Regions from separate parts of the Homo sapiens genome. Here region 1 is linked to region 2. Evidence: read pairs that join two places in POLR2A ChIA-PET (ENCODE). Cell type or tissue: GM12878. All regions are shown on one strand. Each heading gives the region's core, and the rest is flanking DNA. Links, peaks and the distances in the headings are about the cores only.

Region 1 (11,020 bases), core at 2,848-7,847, 170 kb after region 2:
TACGATTGGGAATACATCCACAAACCTTCTAGGACTTAAATTCCTTTTTAAAGTAAAGTCAGCTGTATTTTTTTAGAGTCTCAGGCCTGGCAAAGCAGAGGTTTTTGCCTTTACACTATTGGGCAAAATTACTTCCAGGCACAGTTTTGTTTGACTATGTTCATTGAAGCTAAAGAGCAAATCCTAGAATTGTGATTTCACTGGAGAGAATCTTTGTGCCTACTCTGTTTTGTTTTTGCATCTTCTTCCCTCTTCCCAGCAGGGACATCTAGTCCCCATTTAGGGAAACTGAAGTCCCTAGCTTGTGGCGCTTCTCTCACTCCCCTAGTCATATCTGAGACAATACACTCATACTTTTTTTTTTGAAACAGGGTCTTAGTTTGTCATCTAGGCTAGAGTACAGTGACATGATCATGGCTCACTACAGCCTCAACCTCCTGAGTTCAAGCGATTCTCCCACCTCAGCGTCCTGAGTAGCTGGACTACAAGTACATGCCACCATGCCTGGCTAAATTAACAAAAAAAAAAAATTGTACACCAGGTGTGGTGGTTCATGCCTGTAATCCCAGCATTTTGTGAGGCCAGGGGAGGTGGATCACTTGAGGCCAGCAGTTGGAGACCAGCTTGGCCAACATGACGAAACTCTCTCTCTCCTACAAAACACAAAAAAAATAGCTAGGCATGGTGGTGCGGATCTGTAATCCCAGCTATTTGGGAGGCTGAGGCAGGAAAATCACTTCAACCTAGGAAGCAGAGGTTGCAGTGAGCTGAGATCGTGCCACTGCACTCCGCCCTGGGCAACGGGCAAGACTGTCTCAAAAAATAACTTTGTGTTGTTGTTGTTGTTGTCTGTAGACACAGGGTCTCATCATGTTGCCCAGGCTGCTCTTAAACTCCTTGGCTCAAGTGATCCTCCCTTCTCTGGCTCCCAAAGTGCTGGGATTACAGGTGTGAGCCACCATGCCTAGCTTATAGTTTATTGATTGAAATAATACATTTAGATCACAAAGTTCAAGCAGACATTTGGATTTTAAACACTGGCAGTGAAAAACTTTTTCATGGAATTTCAAATGGACAGTTTGGTAATACTAACAGTGGTAGAGAAGCGATCAGCCTTGGACATAGAAGTAGGACCGGCTTCATAATTTGCAGCGCCCAATGCAAAATGAAAATGTGAAGTTCTTTATTCAAAATTATTAAGAATTTCAAAGCTGTGACAACAGAGCATTAAACCAACTACAGGGTCCTGTGTGACTGCATAGGTCACATACCCATAAAGCCAACCCTGCATAGAAGCTACTGAAACTCCACCTCCCTCTGACCTATAAGAAGTTCTTTAGTTTGTTTCTGGACATCCCCCTGTTCCCTAGAAGAGGAAGAGGTAGTGGCCAATCACACCAAGACTGCTGGCTCTGGATTGGTAGCTGCTAAGAACTGAGGAGATTTTCGTTTTCTACTTCTCTATTTTTTCTTTGTAAATTTTTATTTATTATTTTTTAAAATTCGTGGGTTTTGTTGTTGTTGTTGTTGTTGTTTTTGAGACAGGGTCTTGCGCTGTCACCCAGGCTGGAGTGCAGTGGTGTGATCATGGCTCACTGCAGCTTCGAACTCCCTGACTCAAATGATCCTCCTGCCTCAACCTCCTCAGTAGCTAGGATTACAGGTGTGCACCACCATGACTGAATACTTTTTGTATTTTTTGTAGAGACAGGGTTTCATCATGTTGCCCAAGCTGGTCTTGAACTCCTAGACTCAAGTGATCCTCCCCTCCTCGGTATCCCAAAGCGCTGGGATTACAGGCATGAGCTACCGCTCCTGGCCTATTTGGTACTTTTTTTAAAGATGGGGTCTTGCTCTGTCACCCAGGCTTGAGTGCAGTGGTACAGTCATGGCTCACTGTGGCCTCAACCACCTGGGCTCAAGCAATCCTCCCACCTCAGCCTCCCGAGTAGCTGGGACCACAGGTGCGTGCCGCCATGCTCAGCTATCTTTTTTTCTTATTACCAAAATAACATATGTTTAACAGGAAATATAGCCAAGCAAAACATTTTGATCCATATCTTCCTATTTATGTACTTTAAAAAATACATAAATAATAATGTGATAACACTTTACTGTTTCGTAATCCAATTTTAACATTCTATGTTGAGCACTTTATTTTTCATTGAATTCTAAAACATATATTTACTTTTTGAATAAGTATTACAAGACAACAGCACACAACTTTAAAATACAAAAGTTACTTATGCAATAAGAATAACTTCTCTCCCATCTTTGTTCCCTAGTCACTCTGTTCCCTGTTCTCCTCTCAGGAATCAACCACTTTTTGGTTCCTTGTATATTATTCTTTTTTTCTGAAACAGAGTCTCACTCTATCATCCAGGCTGGAGTGCAGTGGTGCAATCTCAGCTCACTGCAACCTCTGCCTCCCAGGTTCAAGGGATTCTCCTGCCTCAGCCTCCCGAGTAGCTGGGACTACAGGTGCCTGCCACCACGCCCAGCTAATTTTTTGTATTTTCAGTAGAGACAGGGTTTCACCATATTGGCCAGGCTGGTATTCTGCATGTAACTTATACACATATAAAAATTTATAAGTCATTTTTAATGGTTGTTAAAATGCCACTAAATTAATATACCATGATTTATTTAATGCAGTGTTGGACACTGAAATTGTTTCTGATTTATAAATTTATAAAATAACATTGTGATGAATATTTTTGTAATTAAAATCTTGAGCTATACATTATTATTTCTCTAGGTTAGATTTAGAAGTGGAATTGCTGGGTCAAGGTTCATGTACATTTTAAGGCTTTGGGTTTATGTTGACAGATTGTAGTTCCAAAAAACTGGACTTACTTATTTTCCCAAGTTAGTATAATGGAGTGCCCATTTTCCTACAAAATCACAAAAACTGAGTATAGTTTTTTTTTCCTGTCCCACAATTATTACAACTTGATTTTGTTGTAATCAATATATTTTGTTTTCCTGATCAGCTTCTTCCAAGGCCCTAGGCTCACCAGGTCCTCCTCTATCCTGTACTCCCTGAACTCCTCCCATGCCTTCTGTTTCGGCGGTCCCATGACCCAAGTTCAGTGATTAGGTAGAAAGACTCACAAGATGGAATAGCAAGTAATATTCGTGGTAAGGCTTATTACAGCAAAGGTTACAGAGCAAAAGCAGTGGGAAAAAGATATGCATCAAGGGAGTTCAGAGAGGCCAGGCACAGGCTTCCTAAGCATTTCCCATTGGGTACTACATAGGAGTTCCCTCGCTCTCACTTTCTCTCTCTGGCAGTGAATTTGGGATATGTCTCTGCCCAGGGAAGCCCCTTTGAGTTTTAGGATCTGAGACTTTTATGGAGGGGCTGGTGACTTAAGCATATCCTACTATCCCTCCAGCACAGTAACCAAAACTTAAAACTCCAAAAATAAAACCAGGTATATACATCATTAGTCTTTTTTATTTTGATTTTTAGTAAGTCGAAAATAATATCATACATCATTAGTTTTTATGCTTGTGCAAAGCAACCTGATGATAGTTATGATTCTGTTTGTTCTTACATTTGAGCCCTGTGTTTTTTAGATAACTAGACTTCAAAAGTCCTTGTTTCAGAATTTTATCATAGGCCTCTTACTCTAGCCCTTTCCTCATACAGAGGTCTGGCCCTTGCTTTTTAAGCTTGCTGGCCTAAACAACTTGCTGGCTATGGTTCTTGCCTCTGTGTAATGGCCTCCCAGACATGGACAGTCTACTATCTGAACTTGCAAGTATTGCCTTGTCTATAATTCTCTTTAGGAGTTGGAGGTGGGAATGGCAACAGTTAGAAAACCTAAGCAAGGCTGGGCACAGTGGCTCATGCCTATAATTTCAGCACTTTGGGAGGCTGAGGTGGGTGGATCACTTGAGATCAGGAGTTCAAGACCACCCTGGGCAACATGGTGAAACCCAGTCTCTACTAAAAATACAAAAATTAGCTGGTCATGGTGGCACATGCCTGTGGTCCCAGGTACTCGGGAGGCTGAGGCAGGAGAATTGCTTGATCCCAGGAGGCAGAAGTTGCAGTGAGCTGAGATCATGCCACTGTACTCCAGCCTGGGCAACAGAGTGATACTCTGTCTCCAAAAAAAACAAAAAAACAAAAAAACAAAACAAAAAAAAAAAACTAAGCAAGACTCAAAGAAGGAAAGATAAAGATAATACAGGGCTCTAAGTTAGGGTTCTTGGTTTGCAAACAAAATGTGTGGTAACTCATAGAGTCAAAGGAAAAGATGAAGAATGAGGCCCTGGAGAAGACAATACCCAGAGTAGTTTGGGGTCTAGAACTTTCCTTAGGGTTCTTCTATTAGAATTAATCAGCTTCAATACCTTTTGGCTTTGGACACAGGCACACCTCTGGTGGGAATGTTTTGAATACCTTTGGCTTTGGACACAGGCACACCTCTGGTGGGAATGTTTTGAGTACCTCAAGTAGTAGTCCCAAGACTGTGTGCAATGGGGTCTTTCTGGTCCCCTGAAGAGAAACTGAGGTACCATTACCAGAAGAAGGAATAGATGCTGAGAAAAACATGTATCCACTTTTTTATTATTATTATTATTTTATTTTTATTATAAGGAAGCCACCACAAGATAATTGAGCTTGCTAATCAATTTTTGTATGGGGTATTTTATTTCTTACTTTTGATATTGAAATGGATACACTCGGCCTCCCAAAGTGCTGGGTTTACAGGCCTGAGCCACCGCTCCCAGCCACTTTCACTATTTTCTGACTTGTTGAATTCCTTCCCGAGATGGTATCAAGGGCCTGGACACCAGCCAGGGTCAGGGTCCCACCAGCGTTTGGAGATCTTCCCTAGCTCACCAGTATCAATACTACCATGCCATCTTAGTGCCAGAGTTTTGCTTTTTGTTTATAATTATGTTGGTACCAATTTACCATCTGTTATTTGCAAGGGTTATGTTAAATGGCAATAATCTTTCTATGTCTGTTCTTTTACCCATATCTAATTTTTAAAATAAATTATGAAGATAAAACACCTTTTTTATAGTCTTGCTGGAAGAATTTAAACTTAAAAGTGTCCAGTCCTCTAGCTGTAACTACTAATTTACAGAGAACACACAGGACACAGATATATATTAAAGTACACCCTGGCAGGGCACAGTGGCTCATGCCTGTATTCCTAGAACTTTGGGAGGCCAAGGTGGGAGGATCACTTGAGACCAAAAATTTGAGAACAGCCTGAGCAACATAGTGAGACTCCATCTCTATTTAAAAAAAAAAAGGCAGGCCATGGTGGTCCCAGCTACTTGGGTGGCTAAGGTGGGAGAATCGCTTGAGCCCAGGTGGTAGAGGTTGCAGTGAGCCAAGATGGTGCCACTGCACTCTAGCCTGGGCAACAGGGCAAGACCCTGTCTCAAAAAAAAAAAAAAAAAAAAAAAGGGCAGTGTATGGGTTTGTAATCAGCAGCAAAACCCATAAACACATGGTTTCTTCGGCAAGTAAGTCACAAGGGAAAAAGAGACAAAGAGGCAGGGCAGGTTGGGAGATACATAAATAAAATAAATTGCAAAAGAAAAAAAGATATTTAATTTTGTTTAAGCACAGACCAAAAAAAGGTCACTGAGCTACCCACAAAACACCAAACATTCCTTTCCTTGGCCACGAAGAGGGACTGCTGCTGCTTTAACAATTAGACCTGAGGAAAGGAAAATAGCTGAGTAGCCTGAGCTATATCAGGTATGCAAATTTTTTTTTTTTCTTTTTTTTTTAGAGACAGAGTCTCACTCTGTCACCCAGGCTGGAGTGCAGTGGCACAATCTCGGCTCACTGCAAGCTCCGCCTCCCGGGTTCACACCATTCTCCTGCCTCAGCCTCCTGGGACTATAGGCGCCCGCCACCACACCCAGCTAATTTTTTGTATTTTTAGTAGAGATGGGGTTTCAGCATGTTAGCCTGGATGGTCTCGATTTCCTGACCTTGTGATGCGTGCGCCTCGGCCTCCCAAGTACTGGGATTACAGGCCTGAGCCACTGTGCCTGGCAATGTATGTAAAATTTATCAGGTCCAGGGAAACAGGAGTATGGAACTTCAGTCGCACCAACCCCATTGTTTAAAGACATTTTATGGCTAGCTGTATCACCCATTATCTTATTTTTTTTGAGACGAGGTCTCACTCTGTCACTCAGGCTGGAGTGCAGTGGCACCATCAGGGCTCACTGCAGACTCGACCTTCCTGGCTCAGGTGATCCTCCCACCGCAGTCTCCTGAGTAACTGGGGCGATAGGTGTGTGCCACCATGCCTAGCTAATTTTAAAATTTTTTGTAGAGGCAGGGTTTCATCATGTTGCCCAGGCTGGTCTCCTAGGCAGAGTGAGACTATGTCTCAAAAAAAAAAATCTAATTTTACTGGAAAGGGGTTCTGATCCAGACCCCAAGAGTCAATTTTTGGATCTCACTCAAGAAAGGACTGGGGGCAAGTCCATGGAGTAAAGTGAAAGCAAGTTTATTAAGAAAGTAAAGGAATAAAAGAATGGCTACTGCATATACAGAGCAGCCCTGAGGGCTGCTGGTTGGCTATTTTTATGGTTATTTCTTGATTATATGCCAAACAAGGGGTGAATTATTCATGAGTTTTCTGGGGAAAAGGGCAAGAATTCCCCAGAATAAAGAGTTCCTCTTTCTTTTCAACCATATAGGGTAGTTTCCAGGTGTTGCCATGGCATTTGTAAACTTTCACTGCACTGGTGGGGGTGTCCTTTAGCATGCTAGTGTGTTAAATTAGCATACAATAAGCAGTAAAGGAGATAGCATGTGAATATATTATAATTAGCAAGAAGTCACTTTTGTCTCTATCTTGGTTTTGGCTTCTTTACCGTATCCTGTTTTATCAGCTGGGTCTTTGTGACTTGAATCTTGTGCTGACCTCCTATCTCATCCTGTGACTAAGAATGCCTAACCTCCTGGGAATGCAGCCCAGCAGGTCTCCAACTCATTTTACTCAGTCCCTACTCAAGATGAAGTCACTCTGGTTTGAACATCTCTGATAATAGAACCGCTCAGCACCCCAGCTCCATTTTCCAAATCATCCAATCAAGCCCCAGATCCTAACACCTCCTAATTGAGTCTTCTCATGGTTTCCCATGGTGTGCGTTCCCCCGTCTTAGTCCATCTTGGGCTGCTATAACAGAATAACTGAGATTGGGTAATTAATAAAGACAGAGATTTATTTCTTATAGTTCTGGAAGCTGAAAATTCCAAGATCAAGGGCTCCACATCTTATGGGGGCTTTGTGTTGTTATCCAATGGAGGAAGGTAAATGTGCAGGAGAGTGCAAGAGTGAAAGAGCAACAGATAGAAATCGAAGCCTTAAGCCCTTTCATAATTGGCATTAATCCATTCATGAGGGTGGAGCCCTCCCATTAGGCCCCATCTCCCAACACTGTTACATTGGGCATTAAGTTTCCAACATATGCTTTTTGGGGGACATATTCAAACCATAGCATCCCTCTTGCTGCAATTAATGATAAACAAAATTTTTCAATTACTGGTGTGTTCCTGGTCTTAAAAGTCTTTGACTTGTCCTAAAAGACACATCAACCAATGACAATGTATAAATTTCATTTTGATTCTGATTTTAACAAATGAACAGTAGGAAAATAAGTAGTTATTGAGACCACAGGATATTTGAACACTGACTAATATTACGCAATTACTATTTTTTAAAGGTGAGACAATGATACTGTGTGTCAGGCCTCTGAGCAAGGCCGTACTTCCAAAGGAAGTGGAGTCTCACTGCAACAGCCATCACAAGGCATCAGATCTCACTGCTCAAGGCAACGCTTATGCTGATAAGGTAGCTAAAAAGCAGCTAGCATTCTAACTTCTATCCTTCATGGCAGTTTTTCTCCTTCTCATCTGGTCACTCCCACCTACTCCCCCACTGAAACTTCCGCCTATCAATCTCTTCCCACACAAGGCAAATGGTTCTTGGACCAAGGAAAATATCTCCTTCCAGCCTCACAGGCCCATTCTATTCTGTCGTCATTTCATAACCACTTCCATGTAGGTTACAAGCTGCTAACCCGTCTCTTAGAACCTCTCATTTCCTTTCCATCGTGGAAATCTATCCTCAAGGAAATCACTTCTCAATGTTCCATCTGCTATTCTACTACCCTGCAGGGATTGTTCAGGCCCCCTCCCTTCCCTACACATCAAGCTCGGGGATTTGCCCCGCCGAGGACTGGCAAATTGACTTTACTCACATGCTTCAAGTCAGGAAACTAAAATACCTCTTGGTTTGGGTAGACATTTCACTGGGTGGGTAGAGGCCTTTCCCACAGGGTCTAAGAAGGCCACCGCGGTCATTTCTTCCCTTCTGTCAGACATAATTCCTCAGTTTGGCCTTCCCACCTCCTCTCTTTCCTTGAAAATCACTGAAGCCTCGACTTACTCACTGCTGAAAAAGGAGGACTTTGTATATTTTTAAATGAAGAGTGTTGTTTTTACCTAAATCAATCTGGCCTGGTATATGACAACATAAAAAAACTTAAGGATAGAGATAGAGCCCAAAAACTCTCCAACCAAGCAGACAACAACGTTGAACCCCCTTGGACACTCTCTAATTGGATGTCCTGGGTACTCCCAATTCTTAGTCCTTTAATACCTATTTTTCTCCTTCTTTTATTCGGACCTTGTGTCTTTCATTTAGTTTCTCAATTCATACAAAACTGCATCCAGGCCATCTCCAATAATTCTATACGACAAATGCTCCTTCTAACAACCCCACAATATCACCCCTTACCCCCAAATCTTTCTTCAGTTGAATCTCTCCCACTGTGGGTTCCCACGCCGCCCCTAATCTCGCTCGAAGCAGCCCTGAGAAACATCGCCTATTATCTCTCCATACCACCCCCAAAAATTTTCGCTGCCCCAACACTTTACCACTATTTTGTTTTATTTTTCTTATTAATATAAGAAGACAGGAATGTCAGGCCTCTGAGCCTAAGCTAAGCCATCATATCCCCAGTGACCTGCACATATACATCCAGATGGCCTGAAGCAACTGAAGATCCACAGAAGTGAAAATAGCCTTAACTGATAACATTCCACCATTGTGATTTGTTTCTGCCCCACCCTAACTGATCAATGTACTTTGTTGATCAGTAATCTCCCCCACCCTTAAGAAGGTTCTTTGTAATTCTCCCCACCCTTGAGAATGTACTTTGTGAGATCCAACCCCTGCCCCCAAAATATTGCTCTTAACTCCACCGCCTATCCCAAAACCTATAAGAACCAATGATAATCCCACCACCCTTTGCTGACTCCCTTTTCGGACTCGGCCCGCTTGCACCCAGGTGAAATAAACAGCTGTGTTGCTCACACAAAGCCTGTTTGGTAGTCTCTTCACACGGACATGTGAAACACTGTGGTCAATTTTTTTTCTTTTTAATAATAATTCTTTTTTAGAAATATGTGCTTAAATAATTGTAAGCCAGGCATAGTTGCCTGTGCCTGTATTCCTAACCACTTGGGAAGCTGAGGCAGGACTGCTTGAGCCCAGGGGTGTGAGGCTGCAGTAAGCTATGATCACGCCACTGAACTCCAGCCTGGGTGACAGTGAGACCGTGTTTAAAAATATATATATACAGATGAAATGATATGATGTCTGAGATTTGCTTCCAAATATGCCTAGGAAGGGAAGAAGTGTTTAGAGATATAGACAAATCAAGATTGTCAAAATGTATAGTAACTGTTAAAGCTTGCTAAGGTAGTTATTCTATTTTTGGATATGTTTGGAATTGTCCAAAGGTTTCCTAAAACTTATGTTTAATATTCTTTCAGGAGAAAGCAATATTGTAAGATCAAAGAAAAGGCCATAACAGCGCACCCAAAAAATTTCAGCATTACCATTCTGAGGGTCAGGAGTCTCCTCCCTTCCATCCGCCAACACTTGAATCAGGACTATAAAGTAGGTGTTTCCAAGTCTCAGGCAGGTAAATGGATAAATTGCAAAACTGGATGCAGAACTCACATCTGCCTCATACATAGGCCCTGTGACACCCCACCAGCTCCTTTGCTCCCTTTCTGCCTTTCTCATGCCGTCCCAGAGTCTTGCACACTACCAAGATGGTGGTGAGTCAGGACAGTGAAACAGGTCGGCTCTTCACTCCAGGAGTGTGCGCGGGCGCCGGGCCGCGCAGGCGCATTACTGCTCCCCTCCCCCGACCTTGGCTGATCGCGCCTGCGCAGTGGGGAGCAGCTCGCTCCTGGGCTTTGGGCTGGCTGCAGTCTGTCTGAGGGCGGCCGAAGTGGCTGGCTCATTTAAGATGAGGCTTCTGCTGCTTCTCCTAGTGGCGGCGTCTGCGATGGTCCGGAGCGAGGCCTCGGCCAATCTGGGCGGCGTGCCCAGCAAGAGATTAAAGATGCAGTACGCCACGGGGCCGCTGCTCAAGTTCCAGATTTGGTGAGTATGTGCACTGGGCCCCGGCCACCCCGCCGCGCCTCTGCTCGGCGCCATTGGCTACGCGAGGCCCCGGCTTCGCGGCCTAAATGGCCGCATCTTCGCTGGCCTCGTAGAACTGTGCCGGCGCCCTTCCACAGCCAGCCTTCTCGCGGCCCCTTAGCGCGGTCAGGCCGCCCTCCTTTTCCAGGTATAACTGCTCACTTGTTTTTTGCCTCCTAGAACAGTGGGAATGGGGAAGGAGGGCGCGAGAAGGTTAAACGCTGAAAGGCGAAGACTGGGGGACACCTGTTAGTACGGAGGACTGGTTGGCGGCGTCACGCCATAGCCACCCCGGCTGCCTGCGGAGATGGGGATGAGTAGGCGCCGCGTCGGCGGAGGAGCGCCAACCGTTTGTCAGTTCACTTTTTCTGCCCTCTTTTCCGGGGTAATGCCGGGCGGCTTCGCTGCCTGGCTAGATGAAGGTTAATTCGGGTCATTGGAGAGGATCCGGGAGTGACAGACGCCGTTTTTCTCCTGAACTTGCTGGGGGGACTGTTGAGTTTGCGAATGGGGCGTCTGAC
Region 2 (11,020 bases), core at 2,318-7,317:
TTCCTATTTTCTAAAGAACAGTTTTCCAAAGTTAATACTTGGCATTGCTTTGTTAAATTGGCAGAATTAGTTTAGAAACCTATCCTGATGATCACTGGGGAGCGGCAAGCAGGTTCTCATTGGGAGTCCTTTGTTTACAAAAGCTCAGCGTAAGGGTTTATAGCAAACAATTTTACCCTCTTCTAAATACCAGGTCACTAAAGTAAAGGAGTACTAAGGGGAAGAAACTTCAGCTAGACTAAAGGAAGAAATCAGGTAGCTTGTAAGGCTTTAACCTCATCGATAAGCACTTGCAGGGCTTTTGTCTTCATTAAGAAATGCATAAATGTACTTAAAACAAGTGAGAGAACAGTTGCTAGGTGTACATCCCCTTGAGTCTGCTTGTCTGTCCTTATGATAGCACCAGTATTTAGAGAGAAGTTAATAAGGAAAGTAGTAGACATGGGTTATTAACTTAAAATGAAAGTCTAGTAAGTTTATCCTAAATTTTTTTACTAGATAATTGATGATCTCTCAAATTGTTTTCTACAGTGATTATTCACTTATTACCTCTAATTTTAAAATTATTGGATAAAAAAAGTCTTCTTATTTAAATAGCCTCAAGTATTTTGTGTAGGGAACGCCTTCCAGTATTTCCTATCATTGTTTCCTATGAGATTTTTTTTTGAAGCTAGGAATAAATTAGAACTAAGCTGTTTATGTCATAAATACCATTGGTACCATATGAGACAATTTATTTTGTTTTGCTCATCTCTAAGAATCTTGGGTCCATCATTAACATCCACCAGTACTTGTTATCCCAAATGGTAAAACTCAAGTTATGCAACTTAGCTGATCTAGTTTTTGAATGCTTGGTGATAGGACTTGTAAAATTTTTTTATTGAAGTATAATTTGTATCGGAAAAGTGCACCATTCATAAATGTATAGCTCAAATTGAACACACCTGTGTGGGCAGCACCCAGATCAATACATAGAATATTATAAGCCCCTTTCATGTCCTCTTCATGCCCCCCATCAGTCACTTCCCCTCCCAATCCTAATTTCTAATGTGTTATATATGTAGGACCATACACTATGTGTTTTGTGTCTGACCTCTTTCATCCAGTATTGTATTTGAGATTCATCTGTATGGTTCTGCATAGTTGTAGATGTGGACTATATAATTTTAAAGAATCACTCAAGTAGCTTATTTGTTGGAGATTGGTATTGGTTAAATGTTCTCTCCTAGTGATTATGCATAAGTATCTTGAGGATATGTACCTGAACCATTTTGTGACCAACCCCAATATATTCCTTACTAATTTGTACCTAGTACTTACATAATTTATTATCTGATTATATTTCAACCTGTTCCACTAAAAGACATCTAGTAGAGGATAGTACAAGAAGCTAAAAATTATAGCATAGCTTTTTAATGATTGTCACCTTTTATTCTTCCTCCCTCCCTCCCTCTTTCCTTACTTCATTTCCTCCTTCCTTTCTTCTTCTCTTCCTCTCCTTCCTTCCTTTTATTTTACTTTTTAATCTGAAATATTTTAGATTTAAAGTTGCAAAAATAGTGCTGAGGCTTCTTGTATGTCCTTTACCTAGCCTCCCTTAATGTTAACATGTTGTACAACCTTAGTACAATTATCAAAGTTAGGAAGTTAACATTGATAGAATACTATTAACTAAACTACAGATCTTATTTTAATTTTACCAAGTTTTCCACTTTTGTAAGTGTCCTTTTTCTGTTCCAGGATCCAATTCAGGATTCCACATTGTGTTTAGTCATTGTGTCTTCCATTTTAATTTGTAACATAGCACTGTTCCTTTATTGAACATAGGGAGTAGCAAGTCTGGTCTTATTGGTGTGGAGAGTCAGTTAACTAAGATTGCCTACAAATTTCCACCTTTTCTGCAGTGCTTACTACAGTTGCTATTCTCACAGGACTCTTTCGTATCACATATATAAATGTTTTCATCAGTAGTTTAGTTTGTAGTTCTTAAGTGGGGGATGGGGCAGGCCCAGGGTAGGAGGGGCAGGTAATCACTGGTACTTAGAGGATGAAAGCTTTATATATTCCCTCTAAAACTCATTTTTGGATCCCTGATTTAGATGGAAACCTCAGGGCGTGGTTATGTTCAGATGACATTAAATCAAGGAAGTGATAGCCATTGTGAATGACAGCATTTATAAATTTAACTGAAACAAATACAGAAATCAAGAAATTGGAAGAATTTATATGTAAATTCAGGGAGGTTGAAACCTAGGTTGACTGGGTATAGTAAAAAAAAAAAAAAACATACTTAGATATGTGTGTTAATGGCATTTTGTAGTATTGGTTAGCAAGTGACAGTGCTGCCACAAAAACTAATGTGATTTTAGGTGATGTTGAAATGATGGTGACTAATCTGTTGTACTCCATTTCTACAGAACAGTTGTTCTAAATACAAAACTAACTAGAAAACCAAATTTCTTTATACTCTATTTGCATATCCAGGGGTATTTCAACAGGCAGGCCTGAGCGAGCTTACTGAAAAGTAAACAGATCCCTTGGGAAATGGTCTTGCCATCACTAGAAATAATACAACTATCTTCCTGTCTGTTAACCAGGGATGCTGATTTTAAGTGAAATTTAATTTTAGTTACATTTAAAATGCCTACTCTGGAGTTTTATTTCCCCAACTTTTCTAAATGGAAGTACAAGCATTGGAATTGAACTCCTTTACTTCTGTTTCGTCATTATTGGCTGTGATTATCAGTAAACCTTAAAGAGCTGTGTATTTGCTTAAGGAATGGAAGGGTAGTAAACTATTCTGCTTTTTTAGGGAAGAATTCCATGTCAGAGGCAGTAAATGTTGATCTGAATAGAGAAACCAATGGAGCTTCCCTCAGAAGAAAATGAGTGACAGTAAGCTTATTTGGAAATGAGAATTGCCATAGGAGTGGTGGTAAATGAAGCCCCACAAATAACTAGGCACCAGTTATCACCATGCTGATGATTTCAGCAGCATCTTAAAAACTAGTGAATTCTTCCTACCCAGGTGCCAAGGGGAGGTAGAGTAACTCATGGAGAAAAATAACTACACATTACAGACTGACTGGCAGAATTTAAGGTTAACTTCATTTAGAAATCATGGACTATATATATAAATGGGCATCAGTCTAGGTCATAGTCATAGGACTGTAGGGAAAACCAGGTCTCCAAGTTTTTAAAAGCCACATGCTTGGTTATGAAATTGATGCTCTCAAAATATAATTCAAATTCTTGTTGATCTGGAAATAAGAATAGTGTGTGGGAAAGAAAGAAATTGTATGTAGAGTGTAGTGAAGGTAGGTCATTGGGATTTTAATGGAAGATGAAAGAAGCCACTTAAAACTGTTTGAAACTCATGCCTATGGTGTTCTGTAAAGCTACTTGGGAAGTTCAGTAAAGTATTAGATGCCTGGTCATATTATAAAGTAGTCTCTTTAACAATACGTGTTTGTCCCCAATTATAGTTACTTGCTATTTAAGGCATTTTCCTGTTACCATCTTCAGTGGTCTTAGATCACCTTTTCCAACCAAAAGATTCTAAAGCCTTAAAAATCTCACTTTTTTAGAGTAACTCAGAATGAAGCTGAGGGAAAATACCAGGAACGTTTGCAATTACCTGACTCAGCAAAAGTTTGTTCTCCTATAATTAAATACTAGAAGAAACAATAAGATTTAGTAACTGCTTTCAGTGAGCTTGGTCTTAATATGGAAAATGGTAAATACATTATCACATGATTGAAAGTAATAACTCATATAAAATGTAAGCACTTCATATCTCTCAAGTACAGCTGGAGGGATTGGTCAAAGCTTCTTCAGGAGGTGGCTTTTGAGTTGGAAACTGAAAGGTGGGTAGAATTTGGTCAAGCAGAATTAAAGAACTGAGGGGAAGGGAACATTCCAGTTAGAGGAAATATTGTGCACCACTATGGAAGTACTGGCCTTATATGATAAGGATAAAGTTAAATTTGGTAGGTGTATAACATTTGAAGACAGGAGAGGAGAGCAGTTAGATTAGAGACAGAGATTCTAGAAAGGTACTGAAGCCTGAATTAGGCAATGGGGATGAGATAGGAATTACAGGATTTTACAACTGATTGGTCATGATAGGGGAGCAGTCAAACTTGACTCCAAAGTGCCAAACCTAATTGACTGAGGGAATGCTGGTACTGTTAGAAAGTATTAGTGAAAGAATTAGTTTGGGAAGGAGAAAGTAGTGATGAGGTTTTTGTTTTTAGCTGTTTTTTGGATGAGTTGATAAGCTGGTACAAAGTCAAGGTGAAAATATTTGGGGTGCAGCTGAGGCTGCAGACTTGCAGGTTGGTATAGAAATTAAAGCTAGTTGAGATTTAAGAATGTTTTATTAGAGTTCAAGCTTTAGGAAAGGCCAAGATTGCCAAGGATTAGAGTAGGGTAAAGGGTCAAGCCAGGACCTTAGGCAATACCACCTGCATTTAGATAACAGAAGGAAGTCTGAAGAGGATGATTGGTTTTAGAGATTAGACCATTCTGAGGATATTATTTTCTAATCAAAAAGAAGAGAAAGGTCTGAATCTTTAATTTGAAATAATTTCAAATTTACAGAAAAATTACAAGAATAGTACAAAGAACTCAATCTTCTTACCAAGATTCAGTGTTTGTTAACATTTTGTCATATTTGCTTTATCATCCTAACATATTATTTTAGGAACCACTAACAAGGTGAAACCCCATCTCTACTAAAAATACAAAAATTAGCCAGGCGTGGTGGCAGGCACCTATAGTCCCAGCTACTCGGGAGGCTGAGGCAAGAGAATAGCGTGAACTCAGGAGGCAGAGCTTGCAGTGAGCCGAGATCGCGCCACTGCACTCCAGCCTGGGTGACAGAGTGAGGCTCTGTCTCAAAAAAAAAAAAAAAAAAAAAAAAAAAGAGTAGATAGGAAATACCATATCCATTTAACTTCAGATACTTCAGCTTATGTTTCCTAAGAAGATTATTCTCTTACCAACAATATAATTACCAAATTCAGGGTATCTTATATTAATGTGCTATTATCAAATATGAATATACAGTGCATATTCAGATTTTGTCAGTTATTACAATAATGTCCTTCATAACCATTTTTTAACCTGTTCGAAGAGCCAGTATAGGTTCACCAATTATACTTAATTAAACAGTTGTCTTTTTCCCTTCCTGTCTTGTTTGAATATGTAAGTACTTGTGTTAGTCACCTAAAGGATTATTTAAAATTTAAATATTTAATAAAAAATGCAGTATTAATGTTTTTGGATAAAATACTAGGAAAAAAATGTACTTGCTTAGCTAGTTTGTACTATTGGGAGTATTCGAAAGGCAAGGGAGTACTGCCTAAAATCCAGCTGAAACGACTACTAGAGTTGGTGAAGTTTTATAAGGGGAGGTCTTTTATTGCTCAGAGTTGGGTGGTGGGTGGCAAGAGTAGGAGAACATTTGGATATTAATGTGTCCCTTAGAAATTGAAGTATATTCATGTACTTCCCTTTCTGTACTGTGATTTTTATATGTATGTATTAAATTGGGCTTTTAATTATTTTGAGTTGGAAAAAATAGTGTAATTTGAAGACATTTTACATCACCACTTGGGTTTGCAAATTATGTATTGCTATCCTGTATATACTGTTGTATCCTCTTAGTTTTATTCTGGTAGTTGTGTTAGGTGGCTTGTCTGCTGCGAGATTTTTAACCACAAATCTAAATCTCATTATTCGAAGTGGTGTTTCACTGGACCCTAAACATCTCTTCTCTTAGCTTTTCTATGGCTAGCTGAAGTGGGACACTAAACATTCTGACATCTGTTTTCGACACATTACCAGGTTTCAGAATTGGCAAAGAGAAATTATTTCTTAACTGCTCACCCACCATTATATATGCTTTCCACCCATATGTTTACCACCTTCCTCTTTAGTAAATTTAATATGTTATTTAATAAATTTCTAAACCTAAGTCACCCCAGCCTATTTTGAGATGTTTTGATAATTATTTTCAGGTGAAATTTTAGAAACAGTTTTGAAAAAGGTGGGAATAGCTGGTAAGGTCTCTTTATTATTTATTTATTTATTCATTTATTCAATTCTTTTTTTTTCTTTTCACCAAATAGATTTTAGGTAAACCAAGGCTTTGAATAGAACAGAAAAGTGTATGTATGTTTGTACATGTGAACTAATTCGCCAAATTCGATGTATTTTTTTCTACCGAATCTAAAATTCTATTGAAGAGCTTTTTTTAAAAAAAAAAAATAATAAATAACTGAACTTGTTCAGACAAGAAAGAAATTTAAGGAACCTGGAATTGTTGAACCAGGATAAACATAGAACATCTTTTAGGGTTTCGTCATTGTTGTTGGTTTTCCATTCTAGTCCTCAGCAATTTAAAATTTTAAATTCACACCTCTTCAGTTGTATTTAAATCCGCAGTTGGGCAACCTTTTGGGAAGAAAGAAATATTAATGGAATTATTTTAGTTTTTTATTTTTATTAAGATTTGGGGTGGTAGGTAGAGGTAGAAGAAAGAGATGACTGACTCTATTCTAGCCTGACATTCTTTTTGTTTGTGTGCATAAACATGCTGATAGTAATATTCCAAGTTACTCAAATCAGGGAATATATTAAATTTTTGTGATTGATACAGAGCTTTTAAATGCCTTAGCTTACCAAAAATTAGCTCCTGTGTTTAAACTTTAGTTGGCTACTTCTAAAGTATTTTTCATATTTGACAGAAATAAATTTAAATAAGTGATAATAATTTAGAATGTTTATCCATTAGTAAATATCCTCAAGAAATAACATTTTTATGCCAGTTTATCTCCCAGTTGTTTCAAAGTTTGAAGATTGTTGGTTATAAATACTAAAAGATTTGGAAGGTGCTATTGTATTTTTCACTTTTTAATTGTGTGATATTTGGCCCAAAAATAGTGGTGTCTTCACTAAGTTAAAGTATGTATGCAGACAGCATGGCTGTCAGTGTCCCCAGCTGTTTATGTGGCCACATATTGAGAATTTTATTTGTAATTTCAGTATCAATGCTAATGGTGGTATCCATAGTAGCTACGTATTTTCTACCAATAGCAAGATGTTCAGAATATATGTAACCTTTGTCGTAGAAGACAGAAACATCTTTCTGCATATCTGCCTGGTGATAAAGAAGGTATATTTTCCCTAGTCCTACACAGTATCGGAAGGGGAACAAGGAGGGAAAAGAGTTGCAGTGTCTGGCTGATAACACTCCTGTTTACAGTGATGCTAACCGTTGGTCTTCAGAAAATTTCTGCGTTTATTTGCAGTAGCTGTTTTTATTTTGGATAGTACTTAGTCCAGAAAATGTTGCTAAATGTATTTTTCTAGAGTAGTCATAACTACTTTTGTTTCAAGAAATAAGAGGTATCAACTCTTCAAAAAGCATAATATATTATGGTTTCTTTACAAGTTCTGTTTCTCCTGAGCACAGTGGCTCATGCCTGTAATCCCAGCACTTTGGAAGGCCAAGGTGGACAGATTGCTTGAGCTCAGGAGTTTGAGTCCAGCCTGGGCAACATGGCAAAACCTCATCTCTACAAAAAACACAAAAATTAGCCGGGTGTGATGGTGCATGCCTGTAATCCCAGCTACTTGGGAGGCTGAGGCACAAGAATTGCTTGAACCCACGAGGTAGAGGTTGCAGGGAGCCGAGATTGCACCACTGCGCTCCAGGGCCACAGAGCGAGACTCTGTCTCAAATAAATGTATAAATAAATGTTCCATTTCTTTTATGTTAGCTATTATTAAGCTCAGAGTCAAAAAATAGGAGGGTTTTTTGTTTTTTTTTTTTTTGGGACAGAGTCTTGCTCTGTCACCCAGGCTGGAATGCAGTGGCACAATGTTGGCTCACTGCAACCTCTGCCTTCTAGGTTTAAGTGATTCTCTTGCCTCCCGAGTAGCTGGGATTACAGGCACCACCACCACGCCCTGCTAATTTTTGTATTTTTCATAAAGACAGGGTTTCAGCACGCTGGCCAGGCTGGTCTCAAACTCCTGGCTTCAAGTGATCCACCCTGCCCTGACCTCTCAAAGTTCTGGGATTACACATGTGAGCCACTGTGTCCAACCCAAATATTCAGCTTTCTGTTAACAAAGCATGCAGTTCCTTATTATACATATATTTGAGTATTATGTAACTGGCTTCCACTTCCTTTGATTTTCCGTTTTTAGAGGGAGCTCTACCTTTAATTTCAATATCTTTTTCCTTTGCCTTCTTTCTAAGCTGTTTCTACTCCTTTGAAAGGATCAAGTGTATAAATCATTTGAGAGTAAACATGTTAAAAATACCAATAGCCTGTCTTCTTAGAGCTGTTTTTCAAAGGTGTATTAATGAAATTCTTTAAGCTGTGTATTTGGTGTTTCTTCTACCAATAGGTGCATTTGCTATAATGCATAACATACCAAACACTTTATATATGTGTATATACATGTACTTATGCTTATATATGTATGTGTATATATGTACATATGCTTATATATGTATACATATATATATTTAGTTTCTGGCATAGCTAATTGTGTCTTAAATTATATCTTGGCTCAACCACAGATATATGAAGTTTCTTGTCATTGTGTGTTATGTGTCTTTTTATATGTGTCTTTTTATTTATTTATTTATTTTGAGATGGAGTCTTGCTCTGTCACCCAAGCTGGAGTGCAATAGCACGATCTCGGCTCACTGCAACCTCTGCCTCCCGGGTTCAAGCAATTCTCCTACCTCAGCCTCCCGAGTAGCTGGGATTACGGGCGCCCACCACCATGCCTGCCTAATTTTTGTATTTTTTAGTAGAGATGGGGTTTCTCCATGTTGGTCAGGCTGTTCTTGAACTCCTGACCTCAGGTGATCCACCACCTCTGTGGGATCCCAAAGTGCTGTGATTACAGGCGTGAGCCACTGCATCCGGCCTTTTTATATGTTAATTTTTTGGAACATACTGTCTTCCTAGCAGTTTTATTTTATTTAGGTACATTTGTACTAATTTTTAAAGTAAATTTATCTTTGATATTTTAAAGCTTATTTTTTCAATATATATAACCTATGGAATGACTCTGTGTAATTTATTGGAGGACATAAAGGGTTGCCCTGTTTCCCCCCTTTCTCCATTTAAAACTAAGTATTTCTGACCAAGCATTGGTTTATCATGGCTAGGATTTCTCCAAACAATGTAGTGAACTTTTTTGAACAGCAGGTTGAAAATCTGGCTATATTAGTGGGTAGTCTTATAGAATTTTCAGAATCTTTTAAGGAAATGTGGTTTAAACCTGAAAACAAAATTTTCTATCAAACTAAGATAAGCACATTCATTAAAAAACCAAGTTCCTTTAGGAACTCTTTTAGACCTGTTTGATTTAGCATATCCATTTTCAAGTAATTACTTGGAAATTATAAATCATCTACCTTCTTCCCCTTTCACTGTTTTTTTATTTTAATATAGTTTCACCTTCTCACAAAAGGAAATGATAAATAACTGTAGGGAATATTTGGGATTTGGTTTTGGTAGCAGTCTTGCCAGAGATTCAAGATTATGATTGATAATATTAGTACAGTTTTCTCATTAAATATTCATTTTTAGGAAGAATTCTAATTTTAAATTTTGAAGGGTATCTGGTTAATCTGAACGCTGTTCATCTGTAACTACTTTAGTTACCCAATTTCATTTCAGGTTGTTAATAAGGATGTCCTACATGTTGGAATTTAATGACTTAAACTCTTGAAATATGACCCTGTACTTGGTAACAACTAATTTTGAAAATATATGCTTAGGAAAATTTTGATATATAACTTTTGTATCTTTTAAAACGTATACAGCTCTAAAGTCCTGATTTAACCATATATTTGTGTAATGTATACACCCTTAAAATTTTTTTTTGTAAGTTTCGTAGTAAAATAACTGCTTCATATGACTGGTTTAATTGTATCTTCCAAAAAGACTTTCCAAGCATTTACCGTAACAAGGCTTTTTTTGTTGGCAGGCCCTTTAACAAAGGGTCAAGCAGTCGGCCCTTTAACAAAAGGTCAAGCAGTCGGCCCTTTAAATGACCTTAAATTAAAGCCTTGCAGACAAGCAGATTTACCAGCATTATAGATAAGTATTTCAGGAAGTATTTACTTTACTAAATATGACTGTATATTTGTCCTATAAAAAGTAAATCTTCAAAAGATTTTAAAAATTACAGTATTTTGGTTGATAGGAGATAAGAATGTTATTAAAACTTTCTTAAAACATTTGGTAATACATTAATGAAATGACCACAACTTTAAACGACCACTTATCCTCATAAATATGGATTTTTGCCTTCACCAGGTGATTACATTATAAAGCTGTGCTTTCACAGAAGACAAAATAAAGTTGTATGATTTATATTGAAGTCAAATGTGTTGTGAGATTACATTTGGAAAGATTATATTGGAAAAATTCTAATAGTTTTTCAGACTACGTGAGAGACTTAAGTGACCATGTGTAATAGAAAAGTTCCACTGAAAGTTAAAATCTGTAACAGCATGACCCAGCCTGTACATTTGGGTCAAGTATCTTTTGAGATAGCTGCAGAGTTTCCTTTACAATGCTGTCTTTCAGTTTTCTATAGCTTTATGCGTATTGATCATCCTCAGTAAGGGCCCTTTTCTTTCCCCCATCCCTTCCACCCCTTTATAGTGTTTTATTTAGGGGATTAATTTAGGCAAAACTATGCCCACAAATCTATGGGTTTCCTTTCCTATGGGTTACTGGCAACTAAAAATATAAATGTACATTCTTATCAGACAGAAAATGTTATTAATGATATTATTCAGTGATTAACATAGATGCCCAATTGAAAGCTTTCTGGTAAAATTTAATAAATTTAACAGGATATTTTTAATGAAGTGATTTTTGCCATTATTAAATCTTCCTACCTCCAGTTTTCTTCCGTGCCCATATACAGGTGAGCAATAGGGACCACTGCTGCATAGGATACATTGTTATTCGGT

The links. ChIA-PET counts read pairs that join two places held together with the same protein. Peaks named below come from ENCODE experiments on the same cell type or tissue, not always from the same donor. Only the 100,000 strongest peaks of a DNase experiment are listed, where the experiment ranks them.
Region 1: POLR2A ChIA-PET joins it to region 2 with 5 read pairs; 3 of 35 experiments call an interaction of 5 or more read pairs at or near these places.

Annotation. Positions count from the first base shown.
Region 1 is chr3:150,593,040-150,604,059 of GRCh38, forward strand. It overlaps LOC124900547 (a long non-coding RNA gene), which reads right to left and starts at 10,144. Exons shown (of 2, transcript XR_007096128.1): 1 at 9,905-10,144. SELENOT (selenoprotein T) reads left to right here and starts at 10,282. Exons shown (of 6, transcript NM_016275.5): 1 at 10,282-10,460. The coding sequence starts at 10,324. RefSeq lists enhancers at 6,213-6,302, 6,493-6,692, 6,853-7,062, 10,071-10,150, 10,271-10,420 and 2 more. In GM12878, for the core only: no CTCF peak of the experiment used is centred there; DNase peaks (open chromatin) are centred at 5,682 and 6,751; H3K4me3 peaks cover 2,574 bases; H3K27ac peaks cover 3,130 bases.
Region 2 is chr3:150,426,325-150,437,344 of GRCh38, forward strand. All of the region lies in intron 1 of TSC22D2 (TSC22 domain family member 2), which reads left to right. Among named protein-coding and RNA genes, the nearest start is that of TSC22D2, 24 kb to the left of the region's middle. In GM12878, for the core only: no CTCF peak of the experiment used is centred there; no DNase peak of the experiment used is centred there.